2 separate regions of the Homo sapiens genome follow, and region 1 is linked to region 2. A link is a contact called in ENCODE Hi-C or POLR2A ChIA-PET data. All regions are on one chromosome and are shown on one strand. The core of a region is the stretch at or near the end of the contact, and the rest is flanking DNA. Distances in the headings are between cores, read along the strand shown. Region 1 overlaps PCF11 (PCF11 cleavage and polyadenylation factor subunit). Region 2 has its middle 60 kb from the start of DDIAS.

Region 1 (5,033 bases), core at 466-2,965, 210 kb after region 2:
TATTTATGAGGCAGAATCTTGCTCTCTTACCCAGTCTGGAGTGCAGTAGTGTCATATTGCCTCACTGCAGCCTCTGCCTCCGGGGTTCAAGCGATTCTCCTGTCTCAGCCTCCCAAGTAGCTGGGACTACAGGCGTGTGCCACCAGACTGGGCTAACTTTTGTATTTTTACGGGGTTTCACCATCTTGGCCAGGCTGGTCTCGAGCTCCTGACCTCAAGTGATCTGCCCACCTCAGCCTCCCAAAGTGCTGAGATGGCAGGTGTGAGCCACCATGCCCGGCAAAATGAATTTTAGTTTTAATATGTGGTAATAGGGAAGTACATACATTAGTGATACTTGCTTTCATTTCTGAATCATTGAAACAGCTGTTTCAGAAACATGCTTTACTGTAGTATTGAGTTAATCAGTTTACAATAAATTTATGGAGTTTTCCAAAACTTCTGAAGTAATTAGGAAATCCTAGCCAAGCTCTTTTTTATACATTAGTCCTTAAATTGTGTCAAGAAATTCAATGAATTTGGAAGCTTTTAAGTTTTAATTTCTACATGGACAATTATGACTAATTAATATTTGTTATTATTATTATTTTGTTACTATAATGAAAAGAGAAGGAAAGAATTTGGGATCTAAAGCCCAGAAGACCAGGGTTGGAATCTCTACTATGTTACTTTATAAATGCGCAGGCTTTAAGCAAGTATCTCCCCTGAGGTTCAGTTTTTTCCCTCTGTAAACAGCATATGGGCCGGGCATGGTGGCTCACGCCTATAATCCCAGCACTCTGGGAGGACGAGGCAGGTGGATCACAAGGTCAAGAGATGGAGACCATCCTGGCCAACATGGTGAAACCTCGTCTCTACTAAAAATACAAAAATTAGCTGGGTGTGGTGGTGCATGCCTGTAGTCCCAGCTACTCAGGAGACTGAGGCAGGAGAATCGCTTGAACCCAGGAGGTGGAGGTTGCAGTGAGCCAAGATCAGGCCACTGCACTTAGGCCTGGTGACAGAGTGAGACTCCGTCTCAGAAAAAAAACCAAAAACCAAAAAAAAAACATGATATGGTAGTATCAGTATTTGTCTGTTTTGTTGTTGTTTTTTTTTTTTTAGAGAATCAAATGATATAGTATATGCAAAAGTACTTTGTAACTTGTAACTTGTCAAGTGCTATATTAATGTATTTTCCTTTAGAACTCAGTTTTTATTGTTGAGCAGAGGATTTGTTATATTGGGGTTAGTGGCATGAGATGCTCTACAGAAACTACAAATTTTCTTGTTTCTTTCTTTCTTTCTTTTTTTTTTTTTTTTTTTTTTTTTTTTGAGACGAGTCTTGCTCTTGTCACCCAGGCTGGAGTGCAGTGGCATGATCTCAGCTCACTGCAACCTCTGCCTCCTGAATTCAAGCAGTTCTCCCGGGCTCAGCCTCCCCAGTAGCTGGGACTACAGGCACATGCCACTACACCTGGCTAATTTTTGTATTTTTAATAGAGGCAGAGTTTCACCATATTGGTCAGGGTGGCTTGAATCCTGACCTCAGGTGATCCACCTGCCTTGACCTCCCAAAGTGCTGGGACTACAGGTATGAGCCACTGTGCCCAGCCTTGTTTTGCTTTTACAACCTTGGGTTATATGTGTATGTGTACAGGACATAGCAGTGTCACAGAGGAAATCATAATTATTCCCCTTGTTAGGGGGTATTGAATGGGACATTAGGTGTGTCTTCATTCTTCAAGTTCTTCTTACTCTTAAAAGATGTGTCAACAGTTTTCAGTGTGCTATATTTAGCTTCTCTCAAGGTTCCTTCTCTAATTTGAAAGTGTAAACATCCCTTTTCTAGTAGGAAATATACCCATGTTCATTTTTCAGACATATATTAGTCATCTGCTGTATGCTAGGCAGTATGCTAGGATGAATTTAATAAGGTTCATCCTTCAAAGACCTTTATTTTTATTTTTAAAGTTTTTTTTTTTTTTTTAAAGAGGGTGCTCACTATGTAGCCCAGGCTGGTCTCAAACACCTGAACTCAAGCAATCCTCCCACCTCGGCCTCCCAAAGTGTTGGGTTTATAGGCATGAGCCACCACACTCGGCCTCAAAGAGCTTTATAATATAGAAAGGCTATTGATTTTTTTTTTTTGGTTTAACAAAAAACACATAATAATGCCAAACACCTCAGTTCCTTAGAAATATTAATTCATTTAACCTCATATCAATCTTAGGTAGGAACTATTATTACCCTTTTTACAGGCACGGGAAACTGAGGCATAGATAAGGAACTTGATTATGTCACACAACTAGAAAGTGGAATTTCTGGTTAAAATCCCTGGAGTCTGGTTCCACAGTTTATGCTGTTGGTTACTAGACTTGGCTGCCCTCAGACATCTGAATAGCTAATTGTGCATCTTAGGCATATAAATAGCTAATTTAAAGGAAAGTAAAGGTTAAACTAGTGAGTTAAATGTTACTGTAATTGATTATTGAAGTTGATCTCTTCATTCATGTATTCAGACATTTAGTTTGAACAGACATTAATTAGCCTACGATATATAAGGCAGTATGATAAATGTATACAGTGGTTAAGGGTAGGGATTATCTGTATGTGGATGCAAATTGAATTTCTGCCATTAAGAGGAATTTTTAGTGGTTCAGAACTTTTCTGTATAGGTGTAGTGAGATGCATCATAGTGACATACAAATACATTAAAATATTGTTTTCTTTTTTTTGAGATAGGGTCTTCTTGCTCTTTTGTCCAGGCTGGAGTACAGTGGGGTGATCTTGGCTCACTGCAACCTCCTCCCAGTTTCAAACGATTCTCATGCCTCAGCCTTCTGAGTAGCTGGATTACAGGCATGGGCTACCACAACCGGCTAATTTTTGTATTTTTTAGTAGAGACGGGGTTTCACCATATTGGCCAGGCTGGTCTCAAACTCCTGACCTCAGGTGATCCACCTGCATCACCCTCCCAAAGTGCTGGGATTACAGGTGTGAGCCGCTGCACCTGGCCTAAAATATTGTTTTCATAGTTAAAGAATCACAATTATGGCCGGGCACTGTAGCTCACACCTGTAATCCCAGCACTTTTGGGAGGCTAAGGCAGGCAGATCATGGAGTCAGGAGATCAGGACCATCCTGGCTAACACGGTGAAACCCCGTCTCTACTAAAAATACAAAAAGAAATTAGCTGGGTGTGGTGGCACGCACCTGTAGTCCAGCTGCTCTGGAGGCTGAGGCAGGAGAACGGTGTGAACCCAGGAGGTGGAGCTTGCAGTGAGCTGAGATCGTGCCCCTGCACTCCAGCCTGGGCAACAGAGTGAGACTCTGTCTCAAAACAAAAACAAAAACAAAAAAAGAATCACAATTATTAGAATAGTGCTTGGAAAAATATGAGACTGGAATGATTCCTCACCAATGAGGATTCCTTATCAAGCAGAACAAGATTGTTAGGCTTATCTTATTTATTCAAGTTATTGAAGCTTTAGTAACCATGACACCTTTTCAGCAATAGCTTGAGCTGCTTTGCAAGGGCAGTATGCTTTTTAGCAAAGGTCATAGGAGCAGGTATACTCTGAGCCATCTGATTCATCTCCCTGTTTCAGTTTTCCTGTTACGTCAGGGAGCATTGAGGTCAGGAGTACTTCCACTTAGGCTTAGTGCTAAGGGGTAATAAACTATTTCATCTATATAAAACTACTTTTTCCAGTGTACTTAGAAGATGAGGAAGAGAGATTAGAAAGGTGGAAAGTTGGAGATGGGGTGGTGCTGCATTGCTTGGGAGAAGGGAGCATAAAGGGTCATTATTTTCAGTGTTGTCAGCATTTGTTTTAGAATATATTCTCAACTCCAGTGTGGTGATTCCTCAAGCATCTAGAACTAGAAATACTATTTGACCCAGCAATCCCATTACTGGGTATATACCCAAAGGATTATAAATCATGCTTTTATAAAGACACGTGCACACATATGTTTATTGTGGCACTATTCACAATAGCAAAGACTTGGAACCAACCCAAATGTCCATCAATGATAGACTGGATTAAGAAAGTGTGGCACATATACACCATGGAGTACTTTGCAGCCATAAAAAAGGATGAGTTCATGTCCTTTGCAGGGACATGGATGAAGCAGGAAACCATCATTCTAAGCAAACTATCACAAGGGCAGAAAAACAAACACCGCATGTTCTCACTTGTAGGTAGGAATTGAACAATGGGAACACTTGGACACAGGGCAGGGAACATCACACACCAGGCACAGTCGGGGGGTGGGGGGTCTGGGGGAGGGATAGCATTAGGAGAAATACCTAATGTAAATGACGAGTTGATTGGTGCAGCAAATCAACATGGCACATGTATACCTATGTAACAAACCTGCACGTTGTGCACATGTACCCTAGAACTTAAAAGTATAATAAAAAAACAAAAAAAAAAGAAGGAAAAAAGAATATATTCTCAAGTCATGCTGACTTGTAGACCTAAATGAAAAGATAATCTTAGGGGCTTTTGAAATTAAACTTATTAATAAATTAGATTTTGTCAAATTTACTGTTGGCAGGACATCTTGAAGAAAACTTTGAAAAATGCTTAGTATAATTTGCATCTTTAAGTTCTACATTCACTTCAAAAGTGGTTTTTTTTCTTTCTTTCTTTTTTTTGTTAGGAGCCCTCCCTAAGGCATATCCTGATAATCATCTCAGTCAGGTGGATGTAAATGAATTGTTTTCAAAATTGCTAAAAACAGGAATTCTCAAATTGTCCCAAACTGATTCAGCTACAACACGTAAGTGTGATTTTATACTTAAATTTACACAAAGCTTCATTAAGTTTTTGAGATGTATGATGTAATATAATGATATAAGTTATGATAAAGGTCCTTACAATAATTGAATTCCTAGGTATAGCTTTTATTTTTGATTTTCGGTTTATAATGAAATTCTTTTAGATTTCCTAAGATTGAACTACCTTATAGTGGACATGTGTTTCAGTTAACTAACATACCTAATGTGCAGGCTTTTTACCAGTAATTGTATGTTAGATTAACT
Region 2 (4,978 bases), core at 209-2,708:
CAAGAGGATCACTTGAGCTCAGGAGTTTGGAGGCTTGGGCACATAGCAAGACCCTGTCTCCAAAAAAAAAGAAAAAAAAAAACTGAGCCCAGGAGTTCAAGACTGGCCTGGACAAGATGGCAAGACCCCATCTCTACAAAAAATGAAAATGAAAATGTTAGCCAGGCACAATTGCACAAGTCTTTAATCTCAGCTACTTGAGAGGCTGAGGCAGGAGGATCCCTTGAGCCCAAGAGTTCGATATGGCAGTGAGCTATGATCATGCCACTGCACTTCTGCCTGGGTGACAAAATAAGACCTCATCTCTTAAAAAAAACAAGGCAAAACAAAAACCTGACATTTAATATTTTTCACGGTTTTGAACAATTAAAAAAACACTAATCACCTTCAGATAATGATAGAGAACCAATTTATTATGTTGATAACTGGTAAAAAGGGAAAAAAATTAAAAATTTATCTTGCTTTTCTCTCATGAATTGTACCATTGGATAACCAAATAGGTGAAGGGAAGCTCTCTTTATAAAAATATTTTAATTAATGCATTTATTAAATGGTAGAAATGGAATATTACCATTTTGTAACCCCCAACAAATAATGGATGCACTCAATGAGCGTCGATGGTTGCTAACATTCCAAAGAGAGACAAGAAGATATCTGCTTTCTGATGGAAGAAGATACCACTTCCTATAATCTTCCCAAAGGGATTAAACATGAGTATACTCCCTCTGCATCCAGCTGTCAATATGAAAAATATACAACTGACAGAACATGCAGACCTCCACCATAAATATAAAATCAGCAAAATCCAGACTGTGAGAAACTGCAGGTCAAACAGTTCACATTCTTCCACAGATTACTGTAAGGGAGAGAAAGAGATATATACTAAAATTATTTAAAATGTATATTAGTTGTTTTTTTTTTTTGAATGGGCAAGATTAAACTTAAGTGCCTTGAGATACACATTTGGGTGCATCACTTCCTTGATGACTACGAAAGTGAAAATAGCGGTTACTTTGAGGTGGAAAGAAGAGATTCTGGGGTGGCTGGCAAAGTTCTATTTCCTGACACAAATACAAGGGTGTTTATAATAGTTCCATTACATAATACACTTTTTCCGTATTCATGTTTTAGTTCATATTAAAGATGTTTAAAGATCAATTTTTTGAAAAAAAGGAATATGTGCATTATACAGAGGGAAGCAAAAGACTCTAATATGTGGAGCCTCTCCCTCTGAGCCATCTCTTAGATATTTTACATACTTGCTCATTTATTCCTTATAAGTAACCTATGAGGATTGAGGAAAATATTTTTGTAAACTTTGTAAACTGAGTTTACAGAGGTCGAGTAACTTTCTCAAGGCTAAGACCATGTCACTAATAAGTGGCAGAACCAGAGCTCTAATTTTTCCAGTACTCTGCACTGCCACTCATGAGGCTAAAGGAGAATGCTGCATGAACCCTCATCTCTCAAGCTAGACATTTCTCGGTGAAACACCTTCCTTCCTGTTGATCAATGTCTGCCACTACTTGAATAACTTAAGGTCAAGCATAGGTTAGGTATCCTGCAGTGGTTTTCTCTGATCTATCACTTGTTTTTCAGCCTAATTTGTGATGTGATTAGAGAAAGTTGCCTCCAAGGGAGAAACATAAATTCACCTGTAAAAAAAAAAAATCACACCTTTCCTCTAATAAGATCCCTTTATGTGCCAAGCCAAAGTGCATGACCACTTGGCCCTTCCGTACAGCTCCTTCACAGTCTGAAGCATTTTCTGCTAACTAGAGGCACCAGCTGTGCCAAGACAAGCTGTTTGTCCACCCCTTGCCTGCCTTGAGTGGGAAATAATAACATGACATTGTAAAACACAGGGGTGCCCAGCAGCCTTTCATTTGGTGAAAGTAACTGCAAGGGCTCAGAGCTGGGTTAATGGATACAACAGTGCCTGTAATCAGATCCAGGTGCTGTATATACTTGTTATTGATTACGACTTCAATAATTGCAAAATCAACCAACCAAAAGAATCATGAAAAAAATATTATGCAAGATGTCTAAACAGAGGCCCCAAAACCAGCAGTTGCTGGAGAAGTATTTATCACCTTTTTCAAGATCCAAGCTTAGGGTATTGTATGTTTGGCAAAATAGCTATATTTCAGCAGGGCTTAAAGAGATTACTTGTCTCAGGGCTTTCAGTTTGGCCGGTAACAGATGAAGACAGATTGATTGAAAGCATTTGAACAAATATAAACTTGAACAAGCTGAATGGACGTGATTAAGTTAATTAGGGTCGATAAATGCCATTGACAATATCTTACAACTCTTCCTTTATCTTGGAGTATTTCTTTCTTATATAACACAGGCAAGTGGATATGGTGACTCTAATATTAAACCTGTAACTGAGTAGCCATTCAGCCTAATTAACTAGACACCATCTCTCAATGGCCTGCTAGATAATTAACGTTTTATTTTATACATGTAATATTACTCATCATTTACTGTATGCCTATTATGTACCAGACACTATGGCATTTACCCTGTATTTTTTGTTTTTTTAATTTATTTAACTTTTATTTTAAGTTCAGGGGTACTTGTGCAGGTTCTTTACATAGGTAAACTTGTGTCATGGGGGGTTTTTGTACAGATTATTTTGTCACCCAGGTATTAAGCATAGTACCCATTAGTTATTTTTCCTGATCCTCTCCCTCCTCCCACCTTCCACCCCCCAATAGGCCACAGTGTGTGTTGTTCCCCTCTGTGTGTCCATGTGTTCTTATCACTTAGCTCCCACTTATAAGTGGGAACATGCCATATTTGGTTTTCTGTTCCTGCATTAGTTTGTTAAGGATAATGGCCTCCAGCTCCATCCATGTTCCTGCAAAGGACATGACACAATCTCATTCTTTTTTATTTTAAGACAGGGTCTGGCTCTGTCACCCAGGATGGAGTATAGTGGTGCAATCTCAGCTCACTGCAACCTCTGTCTCCTGGATTCAAGTCATCCTCCCACCTCAGCCTCCCAAATAGCTGAAACTACAGGCACATACCACCATGCCCAGCTAGTTGAGCTCATTCTTTTTTATGGCTGCATAGTATTCCTTGGTATACATATACCACATTTTCTTTATGCAGTCTATCATTGATGGGCATTTAGGTTGATTCCATGTCTTTGGTATTGTGAATAGTGTTGCAATGAACATATGCCTGTGTCTTCATAATAGAATGATTTATATTCCTTTGGGTGTATACCCACTAATGGGATTGCTGAGTTGAATAGTATTTCTGTCTTCAGATATTTGAGGACTTGCCACACTATTTTCCACAATCATTGAACTAATTTACACTCCCAACAGTGTATAAGTGTTCCTTTTCTCTGCACCCTCACCAGCATCTGTTATTTTTTGACTTTTTAATTGCCATTCTGACTGGTGTAAGATGGTATCTCATTGTGGTTTTGATTTGCATTTCTCTAATGATCAGTGGTGATGAGCTTTTTTCATATGATCGTTGGCCACATGTATGTCTTCTTTTGGAATATGTCTGGTCATGTCCTTTGCCCACTTTTTCATGGGGTTGTCTTTTTCTTGTGAATTTGCTTAAGTTCCTCATAGATGCTGAATATTAGGCCTTTGTCGGATACATAGTTTGCAAAAATTTTCTCCCACTCAGTAGGTTGTCTGTGCACTGTTGATAGTTTCCTTTGCTGTGCAGAAGCTCTTTAGTTTAATTAGATCCCATTTGTCAATTTTGCTTTTGTTGCAATTGTTTTTGGTGTTTTCACCATGAGATCTTTGCTCATTCCTACGTTCAGAAAGGTATTGCTTACATTGTCTTCCAGGGTTTTTATAGTTTTTGGTTTTACATTTAATTCTTTAATCCATCTTGAGTTAATTTTTGTACATGGTATAAGGAAGGGGTCCAGTTTCAATCATCTGCATATAGCTGGCCAGTTATCCAGCACCACTTATTCAATAGGGAATCCTTTCCCCAGTGCTTGTTTTTGTTAGCTTTGTCAAAGATCAGATATTTGTAGGTGAGCAGCCTTACTTCTGGGTTTTCTATTCTGTTTCATTGGTTTATGTGTCTGTTTCTTGTACCAGCACCATGCTGTTTTGATTACTGTAGCCCTATAGTTTAGTTTGAAGTCAGTTATTAATAGCATGATGCTTCCAGCTTTGTTCTTTTTGCTTAGTATTGCCTTGGCTATTCAAGCTCTCTCTCTCTCTTTTTTTTTTTTTCTTGAGACAGTCTCACTCTGTCACCCAGACTGGAATGCAGTGGCGTGATCTTAGCTCACTACAACCTCTGCCTCCTGGGTTCAAGTGATTCTCCTGCCTCAGCCTCCCAAGTAGCTGGAATTACAGGTGCACACCACCATGCCCGGCTATTTTGTATTTTTAGTAGAGATGGAGTTTCACAATGTTGGCCAGGCTGGTCTCAAACTCCTGACCTCAAGAGATCCACCCACCTTGGCCTCCTAAAGTACTGGGATTACAGGCATGAGCCACTGCACCCGGCCTTTTTTTTTTTTTCCAGCTTTGTCACCAGGCTGGCGTGCAATGGCATGATCTCAGCTCTCTGCAACCTCTGCCTCCTGGGTTCAAGTGATTCTCCTGCCTCCGCCTCCCAAGTAGCTGGGATTACAGGCATCAGAGCTTTTTTAAATTCCATATGAATTTTGAAATAGTTTTTCCTAGTTCGTGAAGAATGTTAGTGGTAGTTTAATAGGAATAGCCTTGAGTCTATAAATTGCTTTGGGTAGTATGGCCATTTTAACAATATTGATTCTTCCTATCCATGAACATGGAATGTTTTTCCATTTGTTTGTGCCATCTCTGATTTCTTTGAGCAGTGTTTTGTAGTTCTCCTTGTAGAGATCTTTCACCTCCCTGTTTAGCTGTATTCCTAGGTATTTATTTTATTTTATTTTTGTGGCAGTTGTGAATGGGATTGCATTCCTGATTTGGATCTCGGCTTGACTGTTTTT

What was found. Hi-C counts contacts between places; a loop is a spot of excess contacts on that map. ChIA-PET counts read pairs that join two places held with the same protein, here RNA polymerase II (POLR2A). Pooled maps may share reads with other maps.
Region 1: a loop to region 2 is called in a pooled map, with 2.2 times the contacts of the local background. The contact joins two enhancer-like sites. A Hi-C loop is called at or near these places in 1 of 50 pooled maps. POLR2A ChIA-PET finds 5 or more read pairs at or near these places in 9 of 52 experiments (OCI-LY7, WTC11, activated B cell and 5 more).

Annotation. Positions count from the first base shown.
Region 1 is chr11:83,172,434-83,177,466 of GRCh38, forward strand. PCF11 (PCF11 cleavage and polyadenylation factor subunit) reads left to right here. Exons shown (of 16, transcript NM_001346413.3): 10 at 4,652-4,771. Among named protein-coding and RNA genes, the nearest start is that of PCF11-AS1, 13 kb to the right of the region's middle. Within about 2 kb of position 1,716, at least 2 of the 41 ENCODE cell types and tissues checked have a DNase peak (open chromatin) inside an H3K27ac peak, as active enhancers do.
Region 2 is chr11:82,959,138-82,964,115 of GRCh38, forward strand. No RefSeq gene overlaps it. Among named protein-coding and RNA genes, the nearest start is that of DDIAS, 60 kb to the left of the region's middle. RefSeq lists an enhancer at 1,582-1,741. Within about 2 kb of position 1,459, at least 6 of the 41 ENCODE cell types and tissues checked have a DNase peak (open chromatin) inside an H3K27ac peak, as active enhancers do.